Linked DNA regions of Homo sapiens: region 2 is linked to region 1. A link is a loop called in an ENCODE intact Hi-C map of the cell type or tissue named here. Cell type or tissue: mammary epithelial cell. All regions are shown on one strand.

Region 1 (8,000 bases):
GTTTACCCCCATCTCCAGTGCCCCCTCCAAGGCTGTGCAGTGTCTTGGGGCTCTCAGGGCCAACATCGAAGAGATGGGGGCCACCTCTTAACACCTGGCAACAGTCTCCCCTCATCCTGATTCCTGACAACAGACAAAACACCGGTTTCTAGGGTTTATCTGTTTGTTTTTTGAGTTGAGGGTTCCTCAGGGCCTTGGCATTGCTAGTGATGGTCCCCTTTGCTGTGTGAGAACCCCCTCAACCCCTTCCTCCTCCCTCTGGGGATGAAGTGGGAGTATTTGGCTCCCCATTTTTGACAAAAGGGCTCAGTGCAGGGAGGTGGAGGCCTCTGAGGTTTGAAGGGCTCTGTGAGTTAGAGTTGTCACATGTTCTCCTGGTTCTTGAATTTGCAGCAGGTCCTGAAAAGGAAGGCTCTGCTGGCCCCGTGCCTTCCTGACCTTCTCTCTCCTTCCCTCCCCTCTCTTTTCTTGCCAAGTTTGCTTTGGTTTCTGAGCAGCCCAGAGAGGAGGAGGGTTCGTCCCCAGGGAGAGCCCAGGGCTGGAGTCCCCAATCCCTGTGCTATGGGCACAAAGAGACTTCAGCTCTTCCTGTTGCCTTGGCTTTTTCCTGAGCAAAAACACAACAAACAAAAAGGCCAGAGAAGAGCACAGACTCTGTCCCTCTCACAACTCTCCAGAAGAGACCCCCTGATTCTTCACACCACCGGATGCCACTCCAGCCAGCAGGATTGCTACACACACCCTCTGTTCTCAGAAGTCATCTGCCTGGGCAGCCGCCTCTCAGATTCCTGTCTTCGTTTCAGACACTTTTCTCTGAAGCATGCCCATGTCCACCAGCCAACGTGCCCCCGTGTTCCCCCCCATCAGCCAAGTGATTGGGGCTGAACCAGACTTTAAAAGAGAGGAAAAAAAAAAAAAAAGGAAACATGAATAAATTGGAATCCAGTGGTGTTGGGGCTTTTGTTTTTATTTTGTAAAGGTGATGACTTCTTATAAACTCAATTTTTCAGATGACTGGTTAGTTCTTTCTGTTTTTTCTTGGCTGCAGTTTGGAATTGTACATTGTAAAATATCCAAAGATGTTGAGTACTGTATGATCAAGAACTTGAAGCAAATGGGTTGTGGGGGGAGGGGTGGTTGTGTTTTTGTTTTGCTTCAATTTTTTTTTTTTTTTGATGTTTCAATTTCCCTGTCTGTCTGTGGGAGAACTTTGGAATTTTTTCTATTTATAACTCTTTTTTTATGTGATTGCTCTACGTAAAATGACACTCAACAAAGTTTGCCTTAGTGATTCAAGGGACAATCTTCCATAACTTCGGTCGCACGCCACATCCCGCCGAGAAAAACTCTCAGCTAATTTTCTGGCCTATTTATTAAACAGTATTAATTGACTTGATTAAATTATATTGAGAGTTGCACTTCTGTGAGATGTGACTTCTGAAAGTTCACAGGACAGCAACAAGCCAGTCTTAAGGTTTTTAATTGTTGGGTGTCATAAACTTAAAATAATGTCAAAGACACCTTAACAAAGAAAAAAAAAAAAACCTTTGACCCTTATTTTATACTTTAAAGGACAGTGTTTTGAGTAAAAGTGAGCTATGCTTGCTTAATGACCTGGTGAGATTGATTCCCCCTTCCAATTGCCGTTTCAGTTATCTGGGGGTGTTGCATGGTAGGGAGGGCAGAACTCAATTCTCAGTAGTCTCTTACATTCCAGCTTTGTAAGGCATGGTTGGATCTTAAGCTTTGCAGCACCTGTGGGCCTGAGTGCGAGGTGTGCGTGTGTGTGCGTGTGTTCACAAACGTGTGCAGCTACACCCCAGGATGTGTGAGCAAGGGAAGTCCTGCCAGTTCCCCAGCCTGGCATCCGGAATGGGCTCCGGCTGGCCCTGCTGCTATCTGGGTCTCCTTCCTCTCACTTCCCGGTGCTGGCATCGGCCTCCTCCTTTCTTCACCTGAGCCTCTTTCCCAAAGAACATTAGATCCTAAAAGAACCTAAGGTAAAGGAATATACTTCTGTCATTGAATGGAGTCAGCTCTACTTACAACCCACAGCCCAGACTCTTGGTAACACTGTTCTTCGAATTGCATTTCTGGAAAACCAAGGGTCAACCCAGAGCCTCTTTTCTATTTTTGATTCCTTTCTTGCTGTAGTAGGCAACGTCTATGCAGCGTTTCTTGGTACAGAGAAAAGAACAGATCCGGGTTTCCAATTTAGACTCCTCCAAGCTGTGTGTCTTCAGTCTAATCACCCCTCCACTCTGGTCTTCCCTTCCCTCACCTCTAGTAATAAAGGAAATGGAGTAATCAGAGCTTCTCGAAGTTCTCCATCTAAACACCCCTCAGCAGAGGGGGCCAGCTGATTGGCAAATTGGGGGCAGAACACTAAAGAAATAGCCCAAAGTAACCTATCTGTAGTGTAAAACTCTGAAGTCTCCTGTTTTGGCTTTGAAATTCATGCTTCTGCATTCTATTACATAACATTTGTCTTAATATAAAAACATCGTTTTGATCGACTTGCCAGTTAAGTGACTTGCCTTTTCCCCAGAATCTTCTAGTGAAGTCGAACTGTTCCTTGGCCACCCTACAGCTTTGGGAGGCCCCAGCCCATGGCTGAGGGCTCAGGGGTAAGCATAGCCCAGTGCAAGAAATGCAAGGCCAGCTGCTCGTCAAGATTCTGCTCAGCTCGGCCATTCTAGGATCATGTGGTCCTCATTCTGGGGGTCAGTGTCCACTGAGTGACATAGGTGAAGATGGAGAAGGGGAAGGGAACTGGGCCCAGTGGGCCTTGACCCCTGGGTGCTCCTGATCTCCTGTGAGTAAAATCTCCTTCTAGCCCTGGCCAGGTGGGAATTCCATGGAGCCCGGCCATGTGTGACCTGCACCCTGGGACCCCAAGGTGCTAAGGGAGGTGGGGTCCTGACAGCAAAGGAGCCTCCAGTGGAGGGAAGAGGGAGTGAAGGAAGGAGGATGAGGCCTCCGAAGACAGGCCAAAGAAACCTGTGCAGCTTACCTGGAGAAGAAGTCTTAAGGAATACATGAACAGGCCTTGGGACTTCAACAGGTGTGTTGGGGAGGGGAAACTTTCACCAAAAATTTGGCCAACCCAAGCCAATAGGAGAGAGATTGCAGGAGGCAACTGGGTGCCCAAAAAAAGGAAGAGAACTTCCTAACATCTGGAGTTGCCCTAAAGAGGAACGAGGTCCCTCGTGAAGGAGTGAGCTCTCAGTCAGCACAAGAGTTCAACACTGCCTCTCAAGAATGTTGGAGACCTGGCGCAGTGGCTCAGGCCTGTAATCCCAGCACTTTGGGAGGTTGAGGAGGAAGGATTGGATTGCTTGAGGCCAGGAGTTTGAGGTTCCAGTGACCTGTGATCACACCACTGTACTCTAGTTGGGGTGACAGAGCGATATACCCTGTATCAACAAAAAAAAAGAATACTGGAGAAGAGAGTCTCTAGGGTTCCTTCCATCTAATTTGTGAAAAGGTGAATACATATCCACCATATGACCATGGAAGAAGAATCATGCCAGAAGGAGTTGGGTGACGAGTGAAAAAGAAGCACTGGGCAGGTTCACAAAACTCAGCGTGGTGGCCCAGGGCTGCTGACCCCATTCTCCCTAAACCAGTCACCTGCAGCAAGTTGGGGCCAGAGAAGGGGACTCCATAGAAAAGCCGTGGTTCTTATTTAGAGCCCCCAAACATGTGACAAGAGAACAGTAAAGACCCAATGGGAAATAAGACCCTCATCTCAGGCCTTTATCTGACCCAGAGTCTGCCCCTTCCTGAAGAACAGAGCCCTTTACAGACCCCACTCCTCCTTTCCTGGGGCCTGGACAGCTTTTCCTCCCTGAGGGAACTCTGAGCTTACTGCAGAACAGGCAACCAGCATGTAAAGGGCACTTCCGGAACAGGGCACAGCCGGGTGCCCTGTACGTGGCCCTTCCCCTCTGAGAATGGGTGAAGTTGGGACTTCATAAGGGCAGCAGGGTCAGTGCCCCAGCTAGAAGCATGAGCCAGCGGGTGTGGGGGGCCCTATGGAAGGGAAGTGCCAGGCAACACTCATGCCAAGGGACCTCCAAGGACCTGGGACATCCTGGGACAAATTCCAGAATGAGGAGGTTTGTATCCAGTGAATTTCCCTCCCCAACTCCCCTGTGTCCTCCTTTTCTCTGCTCCTAAGTCCTTCTTCCTAACACAACTACCCCTCTGGGTGTAGACACCCTTTCTCTCTGCCCTCCCCTCTGTCCAAACCTGCCCTGAAAGGAGTCATCAAATGTGAACGTGATTCAATGGCTCCCTCTCCTGGCCTTTGCCACCCTGCTCCTCATTCAAGGTGGAAAGAAAGGCCCCTCGGCAAAGCACTGTCAGATTGCCAGCAGCAGACAAGCCTGGTTTCTCTGGGCAGAGGAGCCTTGAAACTGCACCCTTGAACAGTTACTGGCCTCGCAGCTCCCGCCCATCCCTCCTTCATCCCACTTCCTGGCTCAGAAAGGGATGGGGAATGTGGGACCTTTCGCTCCTTTCAGGTTTGAAGGCTGAGGACTGAGTCAGACAGGAATTTCCATAAATTGATGGAAGGAGGATTCCCTGGGGAGATCCTGCTCCTTTTTCCTCCTTGGCACACCCTAGGCAGGGGCTGCTATGACCTTGAGTGGCAGTGCCCACGTGGCCTAAACCAAAACGTATGGGTCCAGAAAGGGCCTGACATATAAAAACAAAACATCTCAAATTTGCCCTGGAAAACCTGGAACCTGGCCACATTATCTGCAGCCAGACACACACACACTCACACACACACACTCAGTCACTGGACAAATGGTGCATAGGCTGATGTCATCTCTCCTTGTAACAATAGGAGACACGACAGTGCATGAGCAAGACCCGGCAAAGCCATTTTCCCCACAGGTCACCCTGCTGGAATATGTATAATGCACACTCACATTTTCATCCTTGCGCTCCCGTCTTTAACCATGAACGCTGACCCTGACAACAAAAACAAAAGAATAAACAAATAGGTTTCCAGAATAAGGAAGGAAGATAGCGTGAATTAGATCATTTTCCCATGTTCCTCTCACAATTAATAAATGAAGTACAAACCCTCTGAGTAACATAGGTGCCTTATGCCTTCTTGGAGACCCTTGCTTCCATGAGTCATCTGGTTTCAGCCCCAGGAGGCATGTATCAGCATCCCTATTCGTATCAGTCGGAGTTATTCGTCAAACACCAGAAGCCACTTCAGCTAGCTTAAGTAGAAAAGGCATTTACTATAGGAAATTAAGTCTCTTTCAGAATTTTCACAAAAGCCAGAAGAGAGTCAGGCCGGCAGAGCCACCAAGATCAGTTGTCCAGGTTGCATACTACACAACACCACTACATTTAGAGGCTGCCATTCACACCCTAGACAGATTGGTACATTTGTGTACTAAAGAATTTTCCAGCAGAGGGCAGTAAAGCATCTTGAAGGGGTGCCTAATCGTCTAATTTGCACAAAGTCGCCAAGTGGACTAGGGGTAGCACACGGCCTGGAAACAAGGAAGCCCAGAACCACCCAAGCCACACTGTGTCAGATCGTTGCAGCTCAGGCCCTGGGCATGGGGACTCTGTCTTGTGGCCCCCCTCTCCACCAGTGTCTCCTGGGAAAATGGGTGCCACACTCTGTACTCCCTCACACTGCTCTCCGCAGCGTGAAGTCTAATGCTGGCGCATCTGTTTGGAAGAGCCCAAGACCCATGCCCCCACCTGATCGCAGCTGCCTGGGAAAGCAAGCGCCTGGCTCCGCTGGCCTGAGAAGGAAAGATTCATGATGTCAATTCTCCAACAGAAGAAGAGTTTCATTAATGCTGGGGGGCCTCAAAACGTGATATGGCCATGCCGTATTCTGCAGATGAGAGGCCTGAAGCTCCAAGTGGCAAAATGGTGAGGATAAGGCCACCAGGCAAGCTCTAGCAGAGCCGGAACTGGAACCCAGAGCCACTAACCCCAGAGCCAGGACTGGAACCCAGAGCCACTAACCCCCGGACCACGGTGCCGCCCTGCCCTCTTTGAGGTGGAGGACCAGAATGAGGCCCACTGTTCCCACTAGGAACAGAAGTCTATTTAGACAAAGCACATTCCGGCGGTCTTCCTCCTGATACCTCAGCCCTTTACAGATATTGGTAAATACTCCTTCACGGTGTCACCCACCCCAAGTCAAGGGAACACTGCCTTCCTAACTGTAAGCGCTGGTCATCGTGGTTCATCAGCATGGGTGGTCTAGGTCCCCTCTCTCCCTCAGCAGCAAGTACAGCCATAGAGGCTTTCTCGTCACATTCGGAGCCCAGGATGCCTTTAATCCATACCTCCCTGCTGTTGCTGAGTAGTCAGCTCTGTGCTGAACCTCCCTCCCCAAAATGGGGTTCCTGAATTCAATCAGCACTGCAGAGTCGGGTGTGTCTTGTAATTAAAATTTTTTTTATTCTGCCATTTCAACATCCTTCCCATAGGAGCCACACTCGGAAATGCAAAAGTGCATTTTCATTTCCAAATGGCTGGGACTCCCAAGCAGGGGGGCCTTTGTGGGGGTAGCAAGGACATAGCAAAATGTGCCACTGTGGACATCCAGGGAACACAAGGGTTCACTACTTGACATCCTCCTCCAGACCGAGAGCTCCTGTCAGCTGGAAAGTATTTGGGAGGCTCCCACACTCCCAGTCTCAGTTCAGGTTTAGCCTTCCACCCTGGGGGGTGCTGGCAGACTGACCCAGTGCTTCTGTCAGGGTAAGAGTCCCAGTGTCACTCAGTGTTCTGGCTTAGCCTCTTCTTCACTCATAAAAAGGAGGTGACAACACCTACCTGGAAAGTCCCCGTGGGGTTTGGGTGGGACATGCGCAACACTGGCCCTTCCTGCCACTCAGTAGGTGCCTGAAAGTGTGGGTGTCTTTTCCTTTTTAACATCAATAACATTTAAAGTAATTATACCTATTGATCTTTCCTTCCCCTTTTCCTTTGCTTTTCTTGTGTTCTTAAAATGGAAAAAAGAAGAAAGGGAGGGAGGGGAGGAAAGAGAAGGGAGGGGAGGAAGGGAGTCAGGTTAGAAGGGAGTAGAGGAGGGAGAGGAGGAGAGGAGGAGGAGAAGGGGTAGAAGGGAGGAGAGGAAGGAGGGGAGTCAGGCTAGAAAGGAGGAGAGGAGGGAGGGGAGGAGGGGAGTTGGAGTAGAAGGGAGGAGAGGAGGGAGGGGAGTCAGGTTAGAAGGGAGGAGAGGAGGGAATGGAGGAAGGGAGTCAGGTTAGAAGGGAGAAGAGGAGCGAGGGGAGGATAGGAGTCGGGCCAGACAGGAGGAGAGGAGGCAGGAGAGGAGGGGAGTTGGGGTAGAAGGGAGGACAGGAGGAAGTGGGGAGGGGAGTTGAGATAGAAGGGAGGAGGGGAGTCAGGTTAGAAGGGAGGAGAGGAGGGAGGGTAGGAGGGGAGTCAGGTTAGAAGGGAGGAGCGGGGAGGAGCGGAGTCAGGTTAGAAGGGAGGAGAGGAGGGAGGGGAGGAGGGGAATCAGGTTAGAAGGGAGGAGACGAGGGGGAGGAGGGGAGTCGGGTTGAAGAGAGGAGAGGAGGGAGGGGAGGAGGGGAGTTGGGGTAGAAGGGAGGACAGGATGGAGGGGAGGAGGGAGCCTGCTTACAGTGCACCTGCAGGAGCCTCTACCCCAGATCCTGCTCCTGAGGGCAGACTGCTACTGGAGTCTTCAACCCGAAGCTGAGGCACAGACAAGGGTGGCTGTTTGCTGGGGATGTACAGGACGAAGCCAAGGGTGGAGAGGGAAGATGATGGCTGCAGGCTAAGGGCTGTAGACTGGTGCTGCCCCCTATCCCCAAGATGACTTTCTGGCCCAGAATTCAGAAGACCCTGAAGATTGGAACTAGAACCTGGCTTTCCAGGTCTTTCTGAAGGTCTGCTTGCCAAGGTAGGAGGATAGAACACAGTTTAATGAACAGCTTGTTAGCTTGGCTTGTATGTTTAAATATGTAGCC
Region 2 (8,000 bases), 150 kb after region 1:
CAGTATAGGAAGTAATGTGCCTCTAATGTTTTAGAACCATATCTTTTTATAGAAGTGTCAAGATGACATTGACTTGCATTTTATTCTCTGGCAATATTTTCTTCTGTTTTATTTTTACAATTTTGGTGAAAGGCAATATACATTCACATGGCTCAAAAATACGTATGTTTATGTATGTATACACATACAAGCATGCATATACACATACATTGGAACCTCTCCCTTCCCACTCTGCACCTCAAGTAACTACTGTCCATGATGTATGTGTGTCTTTATGCATATATTAGTGAGTAATTACAGATCTTTTTACCTGTCCTTTTTTAATACAGGGAGTAGCATATTTTAGACCTTTCCATATCAGTTCATAGGGTGCCTTCATCATATGCTAAATTGTTCTATGAATTTTTTGTTGGGACTTTTTCTGTTTTGGTTTTTACTTTTCTTTGCATTCTTTTGTGTTTTTCCTTTTTTCAGGTAAATTTTTTATAGGTGAAGTGCACAAATCATATATTCAGTTTAGTTAGATTCAACAAATGCATATACCAGTGTTTTAAGATAAAGAAATTTCAATCATCCAGAAAGTTCTTTCATACTCTTTCCTAGCGGTTCTTCTGGAAACAATTACTGTTGTTTTTCACTTTGAATTTGTTCTGCCACTTCTAGAGCTTCGTATAAGTGGAGTCATTCAGTGTAGATACTTTAGTGTTCAGCTTCTCTTGATCAGAATATTCCCAAGATTCATCCATGGGTCAGTAATTCTTTTTCAAGATTGTTTTGCTATTCAAGATCCTTAGTATTTCCATATACATTTTATATCAGCTTGTCAGTTGCTACAAAAATATTTTTGCTGAAATGGTCACTGTAATAGATATAAAACAAATAGGCAACAATCATTAGGGAATTAGGTCAGATGGACATCTTAATATTGACTCATCTGTGAATATGCTGTATCTCTATATACTTAGCTTTTAAAAAATATCTTTGAGCAAAGTTGAGTTTGGGCAGAGTTCACAGTCACATTGTTGATGTTTTTCCCTTGTGCCTCTTTCTTTACAGGGTATCTTCCTTCTTTTTTCAAACTCTCTGGCAGCCCCAAATGTGTCCTCTGATTCTAGGTCAGTAAAACTGCAGTTTTCTAAAAACAACCCCCCTGCAGTGTTCTGTTTGAATTCTAGTTGCCCTGCCTAGCTGTGGCTGGGGAGTGCCCTTGGGTACACAGCCACAGAAATGCAGCTCTCATCCAGTACAGTTTGCAGCTTTGACAGTTGGACCTCCCTTCAGCTTTTGTCTGTTTTTGATCTGTGTCTGCTATTTTCAAATAGTTGATTATTTTGTTCAGAGTTTATCATTGTTATATGAAGGAAAGTTAGCCTAATTGAGGCTGCTCTGCCATTACTGGAATTAGAACCTCCATTCTGTTTTGTGTATTCTTTTACTAATTGCATACTGTTTTAATTATTGAGAATTTATTATGTGCTTCAGAATCTGGTAGGACAGGTCTTTACTATTTGTTAGAATTTTCTGGTCATACTTATTTGTTTTGGCTTATTACAGTATTTGGACTAATACCTGGATTTTTAAAACATTTATTTTTATTGAGATTGCATCAAATATATAAATTTGGTAGAGTTAATACCTCTATGATGGTATCTTCCTGTGTAGGGACGTATGTTTTTCTTTTTTGCTCAGTGCACTTTTGTGTTCTTTAGTTATGTTTAAAATGTTTCTTTGTATAGTTTGACACAGTTTTAATTACATTTATCTAGATGCTGCTTATACAACTCTCACTATCTAAGGGGGATTGGTTCTAGGATTTCCCACTCATACCAGAATTAGTGGATGCTCAAGTTCTGATAAAAAATGGCATTGTAAGCCTGGGCACGTTGACTTACTTCTGTAATCCCAGCATTTTGGGAGGCTGAGGTGAGAGGATCACTTGAGTCCAGGACTCAAGAGACTTTGTCTCTACAAAAAGTGTTAAAATTAGCCAATCGTGGTGACACACGCCTATAGTCCCAGCTACTCAGGAGGCTGAGGCTGGAGAACTACTTGAGGCTGGGAGGTCAAGGCCGCAGTAAGCCTTATTTTAAAAATAAAATGGCATTGTATTTGCATATAACCTATGCACATTTTCTCATACTTTAAATCGGCTGTTCCCAACCGTTTTGGCACCAGGAGACAGAGTCATGAAAGGCAAGTTTTCCACTGACCGTGGTGGTGCGGCAATGGTTTTGGGATAAAGACGTTCCACCTCAGTCATCAGGCATTAGTTAGATTCTCTTAAGGAGTGCCCAGCCTAAAGCCCTCGCATGTGCAGTTCACAATAGGGTTCTTGCTCCTATGAGAATCTAATGCCACTGCTGATCTTCCAGGAGGCAGAGCTCAGGTGGTAATGGTCTCTCCCCTGCTGCTCACCTTCTGCTGTGTGTCCTGGTTCCTAACAGGCCGTGGACCGGTATCAGTCTGTGGCCTCTGAGACTCCTGCTTTAAGTCATCTCTATATTATGCATAATATGTAATACATTGTAAATGCTGTGTAAATAGTTGTTATACCATATTGTTTTTAAATTTTGTATTTTTCAATTGTTGTATTTTTTAGTTTTAAAAATTTACTTATTTTTTCTACTTTTTGATCCACGGTTGGTTGAATCCAAGGATGTGGAACCCTTGGATACAGAGGGCTCTATGTTTTATTATAAATTGGCTTATTTTAAAAAATATTTTTTATTATGTAAACAGGCAATGATTTTACTAGCTAGAAGCAAATTTAATGTTTTAAAATAAACCTTCCAATTTTGTTAGGCATGATAATGATGGAACTGAGGCTTAAATATACCCTATGGCAGCAGTTGGAAAGTGGCCGAATTAGGGTTGGGGTCTAGATCTGTCTGCCTCTAGATTGATTGCAAGTTCTTAACAATTACTGTTTATTCTTCTCTGATTCCTTTCAAGGATTAAATAAAGTACAATGTAAACTTCATGCTCTATTTTAGATTCTGGTTCTCATGTGAGTCCCAGAATAACTTGAGTGAAATGTTCTGATACAGAGCAGAATAGCCTCTTGTGCTACACTTTTGTTAATTATTTTCAAAGAATAGTCTCCTGTATACCATTTCTTTAATAGACTCAGAAGTCTGTAGAATTGAGGTGATTCTGTTGTGATTTAAACTACATCATGCTATATGTTTCCAATAGATATTTGAAAATATCTTTTAAATAAACCATTAATGTCATGGTTTTTAAATCAGTATATCTTTGGAAAAAAGGGAAAGGTCTAAGCCTTAATTTACCTGGCTTTTTCTGGCTTTTATAGTCTGGTAAATTTTGCAGCCTGAAAAAGCAAGAGAATCTATAAAATACTTGAATGAGATGCTGGAAAATTTCAGAACAGGTTTTGTTTTGAACTGTCGGGTCACTGTAGCCCCCAAAGCAGGGCATGATGTGTTCCTGCAGCCTGATAGCTATGTGACAGCACCTGTAGTACTAAAGCCAAGGATGCCAGGTGGTTCTGTTGCCTGGCCACAGGAAGCCAGCGCTTCTCACCATTGCCCTTTGAACTGTTGATCCAGTTAAGCTCACTAACAATGTGTAAATATGAAATTTAATCAATTGCTTGATTCATTTTCAAAAGATGTTTTGAAATACTCCTTTATCCGCATTGAAGTTTTGATGATTTTGTAATATGTAAGAAATGGACTTTTCAGAAAAGTACAACTTAGTACTTGAGACATTGGCTGTCAAAGTTCCATTCCAAAACTTCCTTTTAAGCTCTCTTTCCCTTCTCTCACTGACCAGAAGTTACTATGAAATGAAATAAAGGTAGGGAAAAAGGGAGAATTATCTCTGAGCTGCCCATATTCTGGAGAGAAATGTGGGAGAAAATTTTTAAGGTGGTATACTAAATTAGAATGACTTCAAAGTCTATTTCTTTATTTATTCTAGAGATGAGAACAAAATAATTTTCAGTAAAACTTAAAAATATCATGACCAGATAACCTGAAAATCTTAACTGTGGATGCATGTCTATTTTTATTGGGATTTTTTTCTATATTAAAAATCAGTTGACATCTGTTTTTAGATAATTTTTTAAAAAACTGGATTATAAAATGAAGCACTTAGTAAAGCTGATGGCAGAGGTTTTAGATCTTTTGAATACAGGAAAGTGGTAAGGGCATTATAGGTATGATTCATTGAGCTAGAGGGCGTTGGTGTTCACATTTTAAAAACATAATCATGACTTATCTGGAGTCACATGTTCCATTTTATTGGCTTCCTTCATATAGAAAATATAGTAACCAGCACTACATGCCTGTGAAAAAGTGAAGCAATTGTATATTTTCTGGGTGAAGGAAGTATTCTGTACATTCTCCATGTTTTACATCATGGTATTTTGAATAACCATGCTTCCATGTTCACATCAATTTTTTGTTTTTCAATTTATGCACAGCACTTGCTCTGAAATTTGGGGACTGAGTACACCAAATACGATAGATCAGTGGGATACAACAGGCCTTTACAGCTTCTCTGAACAAACCAGGTGAATATTCTGCCCTCTGTCGAATCTTAGAGATCTTGTGGGAGGGGGGTATATTTTGAAAGACCTATATGGGGTTGCTTAGTATAATTTTGCCTAGGATGTTTCCTTAATGTAAAATAAGGCATAGCATTTAAAATATCTGCTTGCCAGTATAAAAAATATATTAAATGTTTCAGCTGATGTTTTAATCAATGCAATTCTAGTTTGAATCTTCTTTAAATTACTGTATCCCCTAAAGAATAATAATTTTGATAACTATATATTTATTTTAGCTTGAGATCAGATTATAATCTGTTGTTGGCCTAATTTTTAAGTAGATACATGATGAGTTTTGCTAAATTTCTTGTTATCAGAATCTCATCTTTATACTAATAAATACATACTTAATGAACCCCTTATATCACAATTAACAGTAGGTTAACTCATTTTTATGTTACTTTTTTTAATCACTTCATTTTCTTTTTTGCGTATATGGTATTTGTTCATTTCATCTCATCATATTCATCACCATCCACATTTATTTGTGAACTACATAAATATACCTCAGTTCTCAAAACAGTCACAACTGGGTAAAGAGTTGCAGTAGTCTGAGGAAGTTACTATCACATCATTGTTGGTATTTATCATTCTTCACACTAGTTCCTTTTCTGACTCTTCAGTCACCTCCAGAATTAATATCCTTAGAAGCATCTCTAAAATGAGTTTGATTTACTAAACATAGAAGTTGACAAAGTTTTTCAAGTATAACTGCATAAACTCTCTTTTTTAAAAAATCAGTTTTTCCCAAGTTGTTAGCCTTTCATTGGCATTTGAGTCATTTATGTGACATATTTATAAGAAACATCTGCTAGTGCTGCTGCATACTTTTATCAGATCCATTAAATAGTACATTTTTGTTCTTGATTCTCACTAAAACTAACTAAATGGCTGTCATTCTTTTCTTTATGCTTTTATTGTACTAATTTAGCCCATTTGACTGCACTTTTTTTTTTTTTTTTTTAAAGTTCCCTCCTTTCTTTTCCCCTTGCTTCCCAACAGGTCTCTTGATGGTCGTCTCCAGGTATCCCATCGAAAAGGATTGCCACATGTTATATATTGCCGATTATGGCGCTGGCCTGATCTTCACAGTCATCATGAACTCAAGGCAATTGAAAACTGCGAATATGCTTTTAATCTTAAAAAGGATGAAGTATGTGTAAACCCTTACCACTATCAGAGAGTTGAGACACCAGGTAGGAATATTGCAAGTTTTTTTCTTGGTTTTGAATTAAATGCCTGAACTTCAGTATATTTAAGTACTCTTGTGACCCAGGAAAATTTTAGTGTAAATTCTAATAAATTACCTTAAATTGTGCATATTATTTGGTGGTAATTAAAATTTTTTTATTTTTAAAAATTTTTAATGAGAAAACATATCTGTTTCTTGGAATAGCATATGATTTGGCATGAAAGTGCATATCCAGGAAATCCTGTAGATTGGCAGTCTGCTCAGCGCTATGCTGATGTGCTTCTACATGTCCCTGCTGCAGTAACATTTTCAAGCATTTTGCACTTGGAGTGCTTTTAGAAGTACTTTAATGACATCATTTGTATGTACACCGTTTAGTAAAGCTTGTAACAAGACTTTTCATTTAGTTAGCTGTCTACCTGAAACTATTAAAAAATATAGCAGTAGCTGCGTTTTTGGAAAATTTCCTATATCTGATTTTACAGATAAAGACAATGTTAAGTTTTCCAATGGGGATTTATGAACTTTTATGGTAATATAATATTACCAGGATCACATTGTTCCCAAAAGTTTGAGATAAATTAGAACTTGGAAATTTGGATAATAGACTACCTAAGTTAGAGCCATAATCAGATTTGTCATTTTCTCAGTAACTAGTATATATCGAGTAGGTGGACCCTAGCTTTAAAAATTAAGCTACAACTTCTCTTCTTGTTGAAAACTTTAAAAAAGGTTCCCCCACTCCCCTTTGCTCTTTGCCATTAACTTGGATTTCTTGAACTTTTTCAGTTTTGCCTCCAGTATTAGTGCCCCGACACACCGAGATCCTAACAGAACTTCCGCCTCTGGATGACTATACTCACTCCATTCCAGAAAACACTAACTTCCCAGCAGGAATTGAGCCACAGAGTAATTATATTCCAGGTATTTTTGCCTTCTGAATCTCCTAAAACTTGGATAGATACAAATTTTGTTCATAAGCATTCAAGTTTTAGTAAATTGTGGTTTCACTTTTTTAAAAATGCTTTTGAGTTTTTAATAGAAAAATTGGATTCGTTGGGTGATTATTTTGTGAAATGTATAAGCCTAGTACATTAAACAGTTTTGTTTGGAGAAGAGTTTTACTTTATATTTCATTTTCTTTTGCAGTGACTTTAATCAAAGTACTGTGAGAAGCAGAAAAGAAAAGATCTTAGTAAGTTTGTCTTAGTTGTTGAAGCTAAGCGAGATGCAGAATGTAAGCAAAACAAATGGTGTAGGAGAAAAGTACCCCCCAAACACATGTAACTGAATATCCACCCAATGATCACTTTTTCTTAGATAACTTGGTAATATTTAACAGAAATATAACATTTCTATAAGAAATATAATACTTAGTTCTATAGACATAGCAACACTTACATATTATAACACGAACGTCAGAAAACCTCCTTTAATTATGTTTCGTCTGCATCTCAGTAATTTCTGATGAAAATTGAATTCAGCTACATGGTTCTCAAATTTTGTTCTGATGTATTATGTGATCCAGTAATACTCCACGATATGATATCTGGCCTTTTCGTTTTTTATGGTTTCTTTTTTTTTTTTTTGGAGAACAACTAATACTTTGTTACTTTTCTTGTATGTTTTCCTTTTTGTTTGGTTGATTTTTCTCCCTAGCAGAAACAGCATGATGTTAGGATGAGGATTAAGCTGTAGTGTCTCGATTTCTTTCTTCCTTTTGTAATATTCTTTTATTCCACTCTTATTTTATACACTAAAAATATGTAAGGAACTTAAGAGCATTTACAAAATTCTTAAAATACAGTTTTAGTACATTTAAACAATTATTTCTTTCATGTATCCATCATGGAAATAATGCTTATTCATTGAAGATAATTTTTTAAATGTAAGGAAGAAAAAAAAGAAAAGATAACTAAGAAAGATAAGTTTTTTTTTTAAATAGCTGGTTTTACAAATGGGAAGTGGTTTTTGATTGTTTTAATGTATATTTCTTTGATTACTGTTTTATTCCAGAAGAGGATTTAAAGCTGCTTTATGGGTTGCTAGGAAATACAAACTTACTGAAGTTAAGAGAGGGAGAGGGTGGGATGTAGTATGATAACACTAGGAGGAGGGAAAACCCGGGACTATGAAACAGGGCAATTGCTAGGTAGAAAAGGGAGTGGAGTTGTGTGAACGTTGGTGTGGGGAAGGGGAGGCATTTTAAGTCGTTAGTGTGGGAATTACTGTTAT

What was found. Peaks named below come from ENCODE experiments on the same cell type or tissue, not always from the same donor. Only the 100,000 strongest peaks of a DNase experiment are listed, where the experiment ranks them.
Region 2: a loop joins it to region 1, with 8 times the contacts of the local background. A loop is called at or near these places in 9 of 110 quality-filtered maps.

What each region holds. Positions count from the first base shown.
Region 1 is chr18:48,020,282-48,028,281 of GRCh38, reverse strand. ZBTB7C (zinc finger and BTB domain containing 7C) reads left to right here. Exons shown (of 5, transcript NM_001318841.2): 5 at 1-1,610. Among named protein-coding and RNA genes, the nearest start is that of SMAD2, 94 kb to the right of the region's middle. In mammary epithelial cell, CTCF peaks have their summits at 4,306 (motif pointing left) and 5,441 (motif pointing right); DNase peaks (open chromatin) are centred at 4,441, 4,801 and 5,441; H3K27ac peaks cover 1,406 bases.
Region 2 is chr18:47,867,012-47,875,011 of GRCh38, reverse strand. It overlaps SMAD2 (SMAD family member 2), which reads left to right. Exons shown (of 11, transcript NM_005901.6): 3 at 4,448-4,537; 4 at 5,576-5,769; 5 at 6,555-6,689. Among named protein-coding and RNA genes, the nearest start is that of SMAD2, 60 kb to the left of the region's middle. In mammary epithelial cell, no CTCF peak of the experiment used is centred here; no DNase peak of the experiment used is centred here; H3K27ac peaks cover 245 bases.